Regions from separate parts of the Homo sapiens genome. Here regions 1, 3 and 4 are each linked to region 2. The links are chromatin contacts, found by Hi-C or POLR2A ChIA-PET in ENCODE. All regions are on one chromosome and are shown on one strand. Each heading gives the region's core, a stretch centred on a gene start or an enhancer-like site at or near the end of the contact. The rest is flanking DNA. Distances are from core to core; before and after follow the strand shown. Region 1 overlaps SGMS1 (sphingomyelin synthase 1). Region 2 overlaps SGMS1 (sphingomyelin synthase 1). Region 3 overlaps SGMS1 (sphingomyelin synthase 1). Region 4 overlaps SGMS1 (sphingomyelin synthase 1).

Region 1 (3,185 bases), core at 525-3,024, 190 kb after region 2:
TTAATAAGGTATAATTTGCATGCAGTAATCCAATCTTTTAAGTGTACAGTTCAATGAGTTTTGACAAACACACACAGTCATGTAATCACCACCACAATCAAGATATAGAACATTTCATTTATCTCAAAAATTTCCCTATGCCCTTTGTAGTCAATCTTCTCCCCCATCACATGCTCCTGGCAGTCATGATCTATTTTCTAACCCTATACTCTTGCCTTTTCCAGAATGTCATTTAAATTGAATCATAAAGTATGGATTCTTTTGAGTTTGGCTCCTTTCACATAACATAATGCGTTTGAGATTCAGCCAAATAGTTGTGTTGTTCTTTCTTATTGATGAACAGTATTCCATTAATAGGCATACCAGTTTGTTTATCCATTCACTAGTTGAAGGACAATTACATTTTTTCCAGTTTTAGCAGTTATGAATAAAGCTGTTAGAAGTATTAGCCTACAGGTTTTTGTGTGAATAGAGGTTTTCAATTCTCTTGGATAAATACTTAAGAGTGAAACTACTCGCTTATATGGTATATGTTTAACTTTGTAAACACCACCTATTTTCCAAAGTGGCTATATCTTCTCAGACTCTCACCAGCAATGTAGGAGAGTTCTAGTTGCTCTGTATCTTTGTCAGTACTTGGTATTATCTGTTTTTGTTTTGTTTGTTTGCTTCTTACTTATTTTAATAGATGTGTAGTGGTATCTCTGTGTTTTTTTTTTACTTTTGATTTTGAAATAACTCTAGACTCACATAGAAGATACAAACATTGTAGAATGTTCCTGTGTATCCTTCACCCAGCTTCTCCCCATATCTTACGTAATAACTATACAATTATCAAAGCACAAACTTGACACTGGGTACAATACTATTACTATTAATAAACTACAGCCCACGTTCAGATTTCACTAGTTTTTACATGTTCTTTGTTGTTTGTTTGGGTTTTTTTACATACAATTCTATAAAACTTTATCTCATATATAGATTTATATAACAATTTCCACAATCGGGATATAAATCTGTTCCATCAAAGCACATTATGTATTGAAAAGACCCTTTTGGGATTATAAACATCATCTGCTGGAAGCACTTTGGTAAATGATGAGGACTTTCTTTTGACCTTTTCCCTTACCACATTAAAAAGCCAATTGTCTATGCTCCAGCTGGTATGTACAAACCACAATTGCCAGAGAAGTTCACTTTTCAGAATGGGTGTTTGTCCTGTTCACTCTTTGTTTATTATATGCCAGACCCAGTAGAGGCAGAGTGGATAAAATAGCAAACAAGAGAACAGTACTTCCTGCCTTTAAAAGAATTTAGAGTGTGAGAAATATTCATTCACTCATTCATACACACACACACACACACACACACACACACACACAGTGACAGACACTATCCATGAATGAAAAGTAAAAAGTGAGATGAAAGGTTAAAACACAATCTGGTTAAGACAGTGAGGAAGGTCCTTGTAAGCAAGCCCCATCCTCAGACTCAGTATTCAAGGCCTTCTGTGGGACCAGGTCATCCAAGTGCCAGAGCCATTGAGTATGAAACACAGAAACCAACAAGTTCTTAAAGCAGAATACAAAGATGCTCAGGGCTTAAGAAATTCACTGAAGACTTCTTAACTTCTCCTTAAGTCAGAGTCCAGCCCAAAAGATATACAGAGTTGGCAATTATCCATGTGATGTTACCTTAGGACACCCATAGGCCTATTTCTGCCTTAAAAGGTTCTTTGCAACCACCTGCCACAGTGAGCCAAACGCTACTACTAGAGATCTTGTAGTTACAGAGGTCTCCCTCTGCTCTAGATGAGTCACAATGAAATCTTATCAGAAAGTGGGGACACAGTAATCCATCACTGGCTTTTGGCTCTGGCATGACCCTCTCCTCTTGTCTGAGGGATCCACACTTATAAAATTCTTCAAGGTAAACTGCCCCTCTTCCCTTCTAACCTGTACATAATTTTGTCATTAATCTCTAATGCTATTTGTCCCATGTCTCTCTCTCCATTCTATACTAATAATCTCAGAAGTCTGACTCATCTCCGTATCTCCTGGCATCTGTACCCTCAGCTCCCACGCACACAGTAGATGTCAATAAACATTCAGTGAATGTTCACATACAAGGTATGATTTCAGATTACAATGTCCATAGTAGGGCTTTGAGGGAGTGGATTGTGAAACAGATGGGTCATAATAGGAAAGATACCAATCAAAGGCATGGGGAAGGCTATCCGGTTCAAGAAGCATACCACAGAGTAGCTGAATATGGCAACAGGGTACTTGGGCACCTGAGAGAGGGCAGACGCAGGACAGAAGGAGATGGTGTGAGGGAGTAGGAAACAAGACTTCTCCATACATGATAGCACTCAGAACCAAGCTAGCACCTGTCAGAGAAAAAAAACCAGACATACCCTGAAGCAGAAAGGAGAGAGAGAAAGGGCTCTCTCTCTGTCTTCATGACTTTGTTTATATGGACATTTGCCAAGAGCAGGGCTATGGGAGACCAGGAGCTCAAAAAGAAGCAAGTATTTGCAACAGCTGCTATGGAAGTCAGCTAGGAAATTAATAAGAAATGAGATCAAGGACGTCAACTCACATACCAGTTCCAAAACCCTCTGGAGTCCCTCTGTGCACAAGGCAATGACCTGGGTTTGCCAGTCCATGAGGGCTGGGTCCTATCCTGCAATGCCTTCTGATCCAGCTATGAGGAAGTTCGCAGGCTGCCCAAGAGTTTATGGGAAAAAAAGACACTGTTCTTGGCCCTGCATTAATTGAGCTTCCACATGTAGAAATGGTTTAGTGATTAGTAAACGCAAGAACTCCCAAATCAAACACTGTTTTACAACATAAATTTAAAACTATCAGAAAATTATTCCAGCTCATATTTCCAAAACCACTGGTTTTTCAGCAGGACTTCCTCTTAACCAGCACCTTGGCCTTTGCCACCTTGCAGTACCCGGGGTAACACATGGACTATGGAAAGGAGATGGGGGACCCTGCAGCCAGCCACACTTACCCACTACAAGTCTTGAAGACAGCTAGCCCTGAGAGCTCCCAGATAGAGGGCTGAAATACACCACAAAATGAAGTAGGGACATCCTTCCACAAGTTTCACTTGTAATTTTTGTAGTATGCCTCATGTGGGTAACAAATGCTACCATTACAATGCTATTTTCCAAA
Region 2 (3,228 bases), core at 353-2,852:
TATATCTACCTTCCTCATGCCTCATACTCTAGCACCCAAAGCACAGTAGGTCCCTAATGTATGTTTGTTAAATCAGTTCTCACTGGATAAATAAGAGTCTAGGGGTTGAAGCATGATGACAATACTAAGTCCTCTTCTTACTTCTGTATAGTGCGTTACACCCACAGAGCCCCTAGAAACTGTCTCCTTCCACACCTATAACTCCTTAAGACAGATTTCAAAAAGCATCATTAGCTCTGCTTTGCCATTTAGGGAGGGAACTGAGGCTCTGAAAAGTTAAATGACTTGCCCAATGCTAGTAAGTGGTTGTGTAAGACTGTCTTAACCTTAACTTTAGTGTTCTTTTTACTATTAGGTAAGTTTGTATTTTTACAGGGGCAATTAAGTTCCCTCTCTGTACAATGGTTCAGAGAGAGATGGAAGATTCAGTGGCGATGATGTTCAGACATCAAATAGAACTTTGGCCTGAGTGACTTTTAATAAGGTTCCTCTCACTTCTGATTCCCTTAGCCCTAGGTATGATTCTAAAGTAGGCAAAGCTGTCCTCTGAGGCTTCTCTCCAGTGTCACCCTTTTCTGTCTTCAGATACTCGTTCTCAGTGGAGGATTCTAGCCCTTGCCTGACCACTGAATTTCTTAAGCTTGATCTGCCATCCAAGAGGCAGCACCAAGCCTTCGAAGCCTTTCCCAACTCTTGTGCCTAGCTTCAGAAGTCTTTCTATTCCACCTGGCAAATATTCTGTTAACAAGCTAAAATTGAATCTAATTAAGTCTGCAGAGCCAACTTTCTATTCAGAGGAAACATAGAGCGACACAAGTCACTTGACACCACAAAGAAACAAATGGATAAATCCAGAAAGTGGGATATTCTGTAGGACTATTAATCTAATGTCTACAGGCTACTGGTAGAGGGGTGAAAGGAAGAAAGGACTGCTTTAGAATTATAGACTTAAAAGACAGAACAAGTAAATGTAATATAAAGATTTTGGACCCTAATTTATACAAACCAACTGTAAAAAAAGGAAAAGCATTTTAAGACAATCAGGATATCGCATCAACTTGTAATTGCTGATATCACAGAATTACTATTAATTTTGTTGAACACCAATAGCATTATGGTTTTGTACTAAAATGTTCACAGTTTTTAGATGCGTACTAAAGTATGTGGAGGTGAAATGACGTTACCTGGGAGTTGTTTTAAATACTTCAAAAAGAAAAAAGAAAGGAAACAAATGTTGCAAATCTTGATAATTATTGAATCTGAGTGTTGGGTTTATGGGAGTTCCTTATAGCAGTTGGGATACATGTGAAAGTTTTCAGAATAAAAAAGTGTATTCTAAATCCTTTCTTCCAAGAGTCTTATTCTACAAAATTAGATTTTGTAGTAATTAGATTTAATGAGTTTTAACTAGTATTTTTTTCTAAGGTGTGCTAATATTTCACCTCCTACTGTTTAAGATTCTAGTTTCCAGAAGATCCTCATAGAATGAGGGCCCTAGTTGGGATTTCTGGCAACACAATAAATGAGCAACACGTTTGAGTTTGGCTTTTGTGAACAGTTCCTGCTGCTACTTCTGTGTTTACGAAGAAAACCCACAAGCTATTCTTAGGCAAAGAATTTTGGTTAGATATGTTGATGACTCAAGCTGACTATGTAAGAACCAATGGCTCACCAAGTATGGGCTTGCCAGCAACTGGCGGAGCTACAGTAGTCCTCAAGAAGAAACAAGTTTAGAACCAGAGTAGGGAGAAAGGCTACATGGTACGGCCCCTCAATACTGGATCCATCTTCAACATGTGCTTGGCCAGAACCTACATCTACCTACCCCTTGGTAGCAAAATTTCCCAATGCACAGACTTTTTTAAGGAGCTGAATTAAACTTAGGTGAATATCCTAAACTGTCAGTTTACTGCTGAGAACATGCTGCTTATCAAGCCAGGCTCCCAGCAAGAGTCCATATCCTTGGATTTTCAATGACAACAAGATATTCCCTATAACCCAGGAGCTACAGGTGAGTGCTTGAGAGCTTTTACAGACAATAAAAACGATGTGAAGCTGGCTTCTTTGGAAGGGCGAAAGAAACTGCAAGAAGGAGAGTGCAGGGAGGCAGGATGGCTGATAGAGAAGAGTGGAATGTTGAGAACATTGCTTTTGTATGACAGCTCTTCCAGAGGTAAGGAAGTAGTGTGTAGCAAAAAATAAAAAAAATTAAAAAAATTAAAAAATTAAAAAAAGCAAAAAGTTAAGTAAGAAATGAGCTATCTCTGTAGGCACATATGTAAGTTTAGCAAAGAAAAGAGCCACAGGAGACATACAAATTAAAGAGATCCAAAATTTCATATGATCAAATTAAAAATCCAGAGTGAATTTTTCAGCTCTCTTTCCAAAGATTCTATCAAAGAGAACATCTCTTCTGGAGGAACAAAAGTACAAAGCAATGAGACTGAAAGTGTTTGGCTGTTTCACCCACACAGGTATAATGCAAAGAAATGATCTCAAATACATCAGAGTATACTATATTTTCTCCCACCAAAAATCAAGGAGAGAAATTAGCCTCTTTTAAAAATTCATTAAAGAGCTTTAATGTACATAAATATTTTAACAATAAAATCTGCTAATTATTTCACAGAGTTCCAACGATCACCCTAGTTAAAAATTCTTCCAAGGTAAAGGTTAGGAGGTGAAGAGTGTCATTTGAATCTGATGGAAAGGTAGAGACAATAAGAGAGGAATAAAGTTTATTTTTAAAAAGACTTCTTTGTTACTAGAGAAAATCAATAAGGCAATATATTACCCCAGAGAACAGTGATCTTATTTGGCTTGGTTGAGGACTGCAAGGAAATAGGAATACTTTCTCTTCCTGGCTCTGCTGTAGGGATTAATAGAAAGAAGGAAAATGGAAAAAATGTCACTTGAAATCGAGCTCTCCCTCCGAGGGAGAGGAAGCATATAAAAGCTTCTGGATGCGTGTCAAAGAAATGAATGATATTTTAACAATTTGGCAGGAAACCAAAGAACTACACAAAGCTTAACTGCTTCCAACACACATTTCCCCAGTTGGGAGGCACTGGCAGGGCTTAGAGATTCTGGGAAGGGTGGGGCTGCCTGGCCATATCATTTAGTAACATTCTCAGATAGAGGAGTGACTCCACTGTATTCTGAAGAAACGTTTTCCTGCAACCTCACTCAAAGGACCCCAGGGCAAGACAAGAAACAAACAGAAAGCGA
Region 3 (3,441 bases), core at 831-3,330, 210 kb after region 2:
ACTGAATGACTGATACATATCAATGCATATCCCAGGACCCTCTACTGATCTTGTTTGATCCTTAGTTCAAACCTTTGTTTTTTCCACACAGTAGCTTTCTGATCAACGGACAAAGTAACCTTTTCTCCAGAAAGTTTGGAGTATGGAGCCTGTACCTCCAAATCTCAAACCCTCCTACTGCTAAGACTACTCACCTGGGATGGTGTCAGAGATAAAATGTTGGGGTACTCAGCCCTCTACCCCATTTCATGATGCTAACACTTAATTTACTTAGCATCATCCTGTTTCTTTTCTTTTTTTTCTTTATATATATATATAGATATATATATATTTTATTATACTTTAAGTTCTAGGGTACATGTGCACAACGTGCAGGTTTGTTACATATGTATACATGTGCCATGTTGGTGTGCTGCACCCATTAACTCGTCATTTACATTAGGTATATCTCTTAATGCTATCCCTCCCCGCCACCCCCTGCCCGCCCCCATTCCACAACAGGCCCCGGTGTGTGATGTTCCCCATCCTGTTTCTTTTTGTGAAACCAAGGTTTCAGTGGGACTACATGCTGGTAGTTTTTGAAATAGGAATGTTGCCTGAGTGGAACAGTAGCTGCTTAGGATTATTCCCTAGGTCATAGAGCTTGTCTACATTGTACCGTCAGGAAGAATGAGGTTACAAAGCAGAATTCAAGAAGAGTGACACCTTCACTGTGAGAGCACAAAAGCCATCCAAGAAGATGGCTTCAACCATTTGCTTATTTACCCTACAAGTAACTAAGCTCAAACTGCATCTATTAAGCCATATGAATCCCATTACATATTAAATGTTTGGTCAGTTCTCAAGAAGGCACTGCTACTCAGGAGGCTGGGGCAGGAGGCTTGCTTGAGCCCAGCTATTCAAAGTTACAGTGAGCTATGATTATGCCACGGCACTCCAGCCTGGGCAACAGAGTGAGATCCTGCTCTGGAAATACAGAGATTAAACAAATAATAATAAGGTGCTGGATAAGATGCAGATAAAACCAAAGAGCTTATCAGGGGTGGGTGGGTGGGCTCACACCTGTAATCCCAGCACTTTGGGAGGCCGAGGCAGGCAGATCATGAGCTCAGGAGATCGAGACCATCATGGCTAACATGGTGAAACCCCGTCTCTACTAAAAATACAAAAAAATTAGCCGGGCGTGGTGGTGGGTGCCTGTAGTCCCAGCTACTCAGGAGGCTGAGGCAGGACAATGGCATGAACCCGGGAGGCGGAGCTTGCAGTGAGCCAAGATCATGCCACTGTACTACAGCCTGGGCTACTGAGTGAGACTCCATCTCAAAAAAAAAAAAAAAAAAAAGAGATAGCTTATCAGGGGTGCCTTCAGCATTCTGGACAGGACAATCCTTCATTAAGTGGGACCCTCCCACTCCCAACTACTGAAAGGTATTTAGCATCCCACACCCTCAGGACATTAAATCCTGATATACACACCCCTCATCATCATGACCACTGAAAATGTTCCCACACATTTCAAAACACCAGAGGAGAGGGATGACACCATTCCCCACTGACAACTTCTGTGTCTACTTAGTGGGATGGAATTCACATTCAGGAAATGACAGAAAACAATACTGATCTGGAGGTGGAACTGTGAGATAAAAGCTGTAAGTATCATTAAGTGGTCAAAGGCGATCCAAAAGAGTAGAGCAAGTTTTGATAAGAACAGGAGATGGAGACTTGTAACCTTCCCCAGAATCCAGTCCAGGGTTAAAGTCTGCCATGAAATGCCTTCTCATCAACACCCTGGATTTCCCCTACTTAAGCTGATTACATGAACTAATACAAGGAAACCACCGAACTCGGTGAGCAGCACATCCTACACACTTGGCAATGCCAACTTTTAAAACACAGGTATTGTTCCTGTCCTCCTGCTCAGGGCAAGCGTTCTTGCCATGTGGGCATCCAGGGAGGGCAGAACAGTGACAGCCCTGGTGAGCATGAAGGGCACTGCTGGCCTTCCCCTGCCGGGCTTCTCCAGAGGACTCAACCATAGGCCCCACCCATTCACTGCTGGACTGAGGAGATCTGACCCCTGTCTAGTTCCTTCCCGCCTGTGTCAGCTGTGGTCAAAGGGCCATTGTTCCCGGAAGGCCAGTGTGTTTTAGCCATCTAGGAACAATGCCCCTTGTTGATCCTCTGTGCTCCAGTTGAATAAGGTCATAGACTGTTTTCAACCTTAGTCACAATCAATATCATCACCTTTTATTGTATAGTGTTGGCATTGATATGTTTTCTGATAACATCTATATGCTCAGGTGAGACTGAAAAGGTCGGTGAATGAGCCATCTTTTATGGATCCTGTTCGAAATTTATTAATGACACAGTATACACTAAGTATTATATGGGACCTGATTCTCAAACTTATGGAGCTTATTTAAAGTACAAAGTGATCACTTTAAAATGCAGTTTTCTGGGCCTCTCAAATTCTGATTCAGTAAGTTGTGGGGGCATGAACCTGCAAATTAACCATCCCCACATGTTTCTGATACAGGTGATCCATGGGTATGCTTTGTGAAACACTGCCACAGAATGATAGTAAACTGAATTTAAAATGAGCATCTTCTTCTTGATGTTTTATATTCTATCTCCTTGAAATGGATCTTTCACTAGCAAAATAAACATTAAGTAAAAGTCCAATGGAAACAAGAAATCAACTTAATTATGAAAGAAAATTAGAGTCCCTGCTGTAAGGCTCATATATAGACATGATAAGCCTATGCAACTGAAAGTTTAATTTATGTGTATATAAAATTTACATTTTAGTCTGCATAAGAGAGTGGCTAAACAGAAAATGATTATTTATGTCAAAGCATACTGAATGTAATTATACAACCTTATATTTGAATATGCTCTACTAATTTTTCAGTATTTCTTACTTAATCTTCATGAAAGAATTATCTTATCTTACAATCTGATGACCTGTATTAGACTGGCATGAAAATTAAGGCATGAAAAGTTTATGCAACATGTTTAAAGGTCAATACAAGGACCTAAACATCCAGAAGGTGATGACATTTTCTGCTAGATTAGAAATGTCAAATAGGTTTCATGCCACATGCCAATTCACACAGACCAGTAGAGTACTAAGAAAGCCAGCCCAGGGGAAGGATGTGGTGATAAATTAGTAATAAATAGACTGGCTCGTCTGGCAGGTAAAAAAAAATGGTGGCATCTGTGCCACACCTCATGCTAGATATGCCAACTCTCAGAGTATTTAGCAGCACTTAAAATACTCACAATTACCACTACTCTCATTCTTTCACTCAACAAATATGAATAAGCATCCACTATATGCCAGCCACTAGACATATACCAACAGACTGCTATCAAGGGGGTCAATGTCATGCAATAAGGTGGTTTCTAACCTAAGGCTTTCTCTGACAAAATGAGATTTAA
Region 4 (3,293 bases), core at 107-2,606, 150 kb after region 2:
ATACTTAAAAGGCTGTGGCTCTAAACTTTCAATTTAGGATGGAGCAAAGTACGGCATGAGTCTTTGTAGACATTAACCTAATGACATTCAGAATACTGGTGGTGGGGGGAGTGTGGTACAGAATAAGGTACTCTTCCCCTATTCAATAATTCTGGTATAGCAATACTCGAACTCCTATGTGTTTACTACTGGTGACTTCCTCTCAAGGAAAACACACTGGAGTAAGAGAAGGTTCAGAGGGTAAAAAGGAATGGGCATATGAACCAAGGTTGTGGAAAGAAAAGATTAAAGTTCACAAAATTCTGCAAGGCATTGGCAAGCTCCCACTTTACAAGTTTACATTTATAGGGCCAACCCTTTTAAAACTTATTACTTCCTCTTAGATTGTGGGGGGCAGTGGTTTCATTCTGGGGCCAATCTGATTGATCAACAGGCAGTGGTTTCCTGAAGCAACACCGAAAGACAGTGCCCAAATCAACTGCCATTGTCTGCTATGGACACACGATGTGGAAATTGCAGCAGGCATGCTTCGTTTTTGGCAGCCCTGTCCCACACCCTATTATTAGAGTTCAGTAGTCAATTCTCAGGGGAAAGATGGTGTGTAATAAGAAATAAATAATATAGAGAGACCAGGAAGAGCACTCCATTAAAACTGCATTTTATTAGAGTAGTAAAAAGTACTGAAAACTTTCTCATTCTTACTTGTAAACAGCATGTTTTGCAAATTAGAGCCTGGCTTAAGAGAATACAAAATCTAAAGTAGAAAGTTTGTGTTTTCTTCCTTTATACAATGTTAGTGTTTTCTTCCTTTAATATCTAACTTTCAATAAACAGAGTTTAACTGAACCTTTTCTTCCTTTCTTCTGCTTGGAGGAGAACCTTTACTCTCTCTCACACAGGATCCTGCTGCTGTCAAAAAGCCCCAGGCATGGTCTCTAGCTTTGGTGACTGAAGGTTGCAAGTCTCTTGCTGCAGTCACCCTCAAAGCTTCTTCCTGCCAGCAGCTGGTATCACTGGTAGCTCTCTTCACAAGGGAGGACTTTCCACTACACTTAAGGAAAGACTTAATCTTCCCTTCACTACACTATATTCTTACCTTTTCTAGATTAAAAGAGTAATGCAAAGGGTAAAGCCCTTCCTCAAATTTTGCCTCAATTTACAGCCAAGCATGATTGTCTTGGGCAAGTTACAGAGCTCCTCTCTCAAAACTGCTGGCTGAGATGTAAGAGAAAACAAAAAATAAAAAAGACCATCCATTAACTACCCTGGGAGTTCAGCAACTTCCAAACTGGCCTCTCAAACCGGTTTCCCTTTTCCTGTAAAACGCATTTGCATAGAGGAGTTTAGAATAACAGGTTCACCTAGAAGGAAAGAACAGACTTACACATTGCAATCTACTAAAAATGTGGGAGCTGAATCAGGGATTTAATGAGGCATAAAAATTCCCAAGAAATATACCACATGCCCTTAAGGAAGTAGTTACTAAAAAAAGATGATAAAGAGTGAAAGCAACTATGCTCCAGGCAATGGTGAGATAGGTTCATGGGAACAAAGCAAAACTGGTAAAAGACTGGAAACTAAACCAGTTTTAAGCATGACCTCAAAACAAACAACATCTCCTCTCACCTTCCCAGAAAGAGTGACCAAGTGCCTTTGCTTAATGCTGCAGAAAAGAAGAGGTACTTTATCCCTTCATTCGGCAAACATTTATTGAGCATGAAGGTGGGATTATATAGAGATGAAAGAGCAGCTTCCCTGAAGGAGCTCAGTTTAGCAAGGAGAAAAAAACCACGTAAATCAGTATTTACATTTCTATGTGGTACCAGGGAGTCATAACACCGAGCTAAAGCACAACATCAACCAACACAACCACTTCCATGGTAGGGGCCAGACACAATTCTAAATTTTTAGGTAACTCATTTGAATCTTTGAAACAAGTCTATGAGACGCAAACACTTTTCCTGGTTTACTGGTGGAATTAGTGTGTATGAGATATAAAAAAGGATCTTTTAAACACAAAGACTTTATTCAAATTAAATCTTCAAATTATGCCTCCCTCCCCAAATACAAATCTCAATCCCTGTTTTAGCCTTTGCAGGTTGCCCAGCAGTATCTGAGGTTCCTAGAACTCTCACTGAGAAATTCACAAATTGAAGAAATAATTTCCTAACATCACAGGACTTGTTATCAAGGGCCACATCAGTAATGCCCTGCCTCCAGTAGAGCATTACTAAAACCAAACAAAATGAGAGCAGTTTTGTTTGTTTTTAAATCCTTACCCACAGATATACCAAAATAATCTTCTACATTATTTAATCCTAGCTTCTTCGCGGGCAAGAGCCACATTATCTCTGTGCTTAATGAGTTCTCAGTACATAAGACAGACATTGGTTCGCACCCAGTAAAATCATATTATATTTGTGTTACCAATTAAATCAAATCATTCTTCTCAGTTATTGTCAAGACCACCTTTACTTTCTATATTTATTCATTATTTTCTTTTTTAATTTTCTTTTTATTTGACAGATAATTGTATATATTTATGGAGTATAATGTGATGTATTTTGATATATGTTTACAATGTGGAAAGATTAAATCAGGCTAACACATCTATCACCTCACATACTTATTTTTTATAGTGAAAACATGTAAAACCTATTCTTATAGCAATTTTGAAATCTATGATGCATTATTTATTAATATTACAGTCATCATTCCTTACAGTAGATTTCTTGAACTTATTCCTCCAATTTATCTCTCCATCCCCTTCTCCCCTTTAAACATCCCAGCCTCTGGTAACCACCATTCTACCCTCTACTTCTATGAGTTTGACTTTTCAAGAATCTACATATATGTGAGATCATGCAGTAACATAATGTCCTCCAGGTTCATCCATGTTGTTGCAAATGACAGAATTATCTCTATCCTGCCCCTACTTTTTAAAGGGTGAATAGTATTGCATAGTGTGTATATGCCATATTTTCTTTATCCATTCATCTGATAATGGACTCCTAGGTTGTTTCCATATCTGAGCTATTGTGAATAAGGACACAATAAACATGGGAGTGCACATATCTCTTCTACATTCAGATCAAATTTCTTTGGATACATTTTTAGAAGTGAGATTACTGAACTGTATGCTAATTCTATTTTCGGTTTTCTGACAAATCTCCATACTGGTTTCCATGATGATTGTATTAATTTTCATTCCCACCAAAAGTGCACAGGGGTTCCCTTTTCTCCACACTAGTCATTATTTTCAAGACTAGACTACTACCCATCCTCAGAAGAGT

What was found. Hi-C counts contacts between places; a loop is a spot of excess contacts on that map. ChIA-PET counts read pairs that join two places held with the same protein, here RNA polymerase II (POLR2A). Pooled maps may share reads with other maps.
Region 1: a loop to region 2 is called in a pooled map, with 3 times the contacts of the local background. The contact joins two enhancer-like sites. A Hi-C loop is called at or near these places in 1 of 168 maps with a recorded cell type or tissue (PC-3), 1 of 37 single-sample maps with no recorded cell type and 7 of 50 pooled maps. POLR2A ChIA-PET finds 5 or more read pairs at or near these places in 1 of 52 experiments (MCF 10A).
Region 3: a loop to region 2 is called in a pooled map, with 2.9 times the contacts of the local background. The contact joins two enhancer-like sites. A Hi-C loop is called at or near these places in 7 of 168 maps with a recorded cell type or tissue (K562, Right ventricle myocardium inferior, aorta and 4 more) and 17 of 50 pooled maps. POLR2A ChIA-PET finds 5 or more read pairs at or near these places in 2 of 52 experiments (activated CD4-positive, alpha-beta T cell and activated naive CD4-positive, alpha-beta T cell).
Region 4: a map of PC-3 shows a loop between it and region 2 (5-fold over the local background). The contact joins two enhancer-like sites. A Hi-C loop is called at or near these places in 1 of 168 maps with a recorded cell type or tissue (PC-3). POLR2A ChIA-PET finds 5 or more read pairs at or near these places in 3 of 52 experiments (H1, OCI-LY7 and WTC11).

The regions. Positions count from the first base shown.
Region 1 is chr10:50,509,902-50,513,086 of GRCh38, forward strand. All of the region lies in intron 3 of SGMS1 (sphingomyelin synthase 1), which reads right to left. Among named protein-coding and RNA genes, the nearest start is that of SGMS1, 110 kb to the right of the region's middle. RefSeq lists a silencer at 1,048-1,342 and an enhancer at 1,524-1,623. Within about 2 kb of position 1,775, at least 5 of the 41 ENCODE cell types and tissues checked have a DNase peak (open chromatin) inside an H3K27ac peak, as active enhancers do; they include PC-3, where a contact is called at or near this core.
Region 2 is chr10:50,323,954-50,327,181 of GRCh38, forward strand. All of the region lies in intron 8 of SGMS1 (sphingomyelin synthase 1), which reads right to left. Among named protein-coding and RNA genes, the nearest start is that of ASAH2, 74 kb to the left of the region's middle. Within about 2 kb of position 1,603, at least 16 of the 41 ENCODE cell types and tissues checked have a DNase peak (open chromatin) inside an H3K27ac peak, as active enhancers do; they include PC-3, where a contact is called at or near this core.
Region 3 is chr10:50,537,136-50,540,576 of GRCh38, forward strand. The region is part of intron 2 of SGMS1 (sphingomyelin synthase 1); the gene reads right to left. Among named protein-coding and RNA genes, the nearest start is that of SGMS1, 85 kb to the right of the region's middle. RefSeq lists a silencer at 1,414-1,708 and an enhancer at 1,701-1,910. Within about 2 kb of position 2,081, at least 5 of the 41 ENCODE cell types and tissues checked have a DNase peak (open chromatin) inside an H3K27ac peak, as active enhancers do.
Region 4 is chr10:50,469,576-50,472,868 of GRCh38, forward strand. The region is part of intron 3 of SGMS1 (sphingomyelin synthase 1); the gene reads right to left. Among named protein-coding and RNA genes, the nearest start is that of SGMS1, 150 kb to the right of the region's middle. Within about 2 kb of position 1,357, at least 6 of the 41 ENCODE cell types and tissues checked have a DNase peak (open chromatin) inside an H3K27ac peak, as active enhancers do; they include PC-3, where a contact is called at or near this core.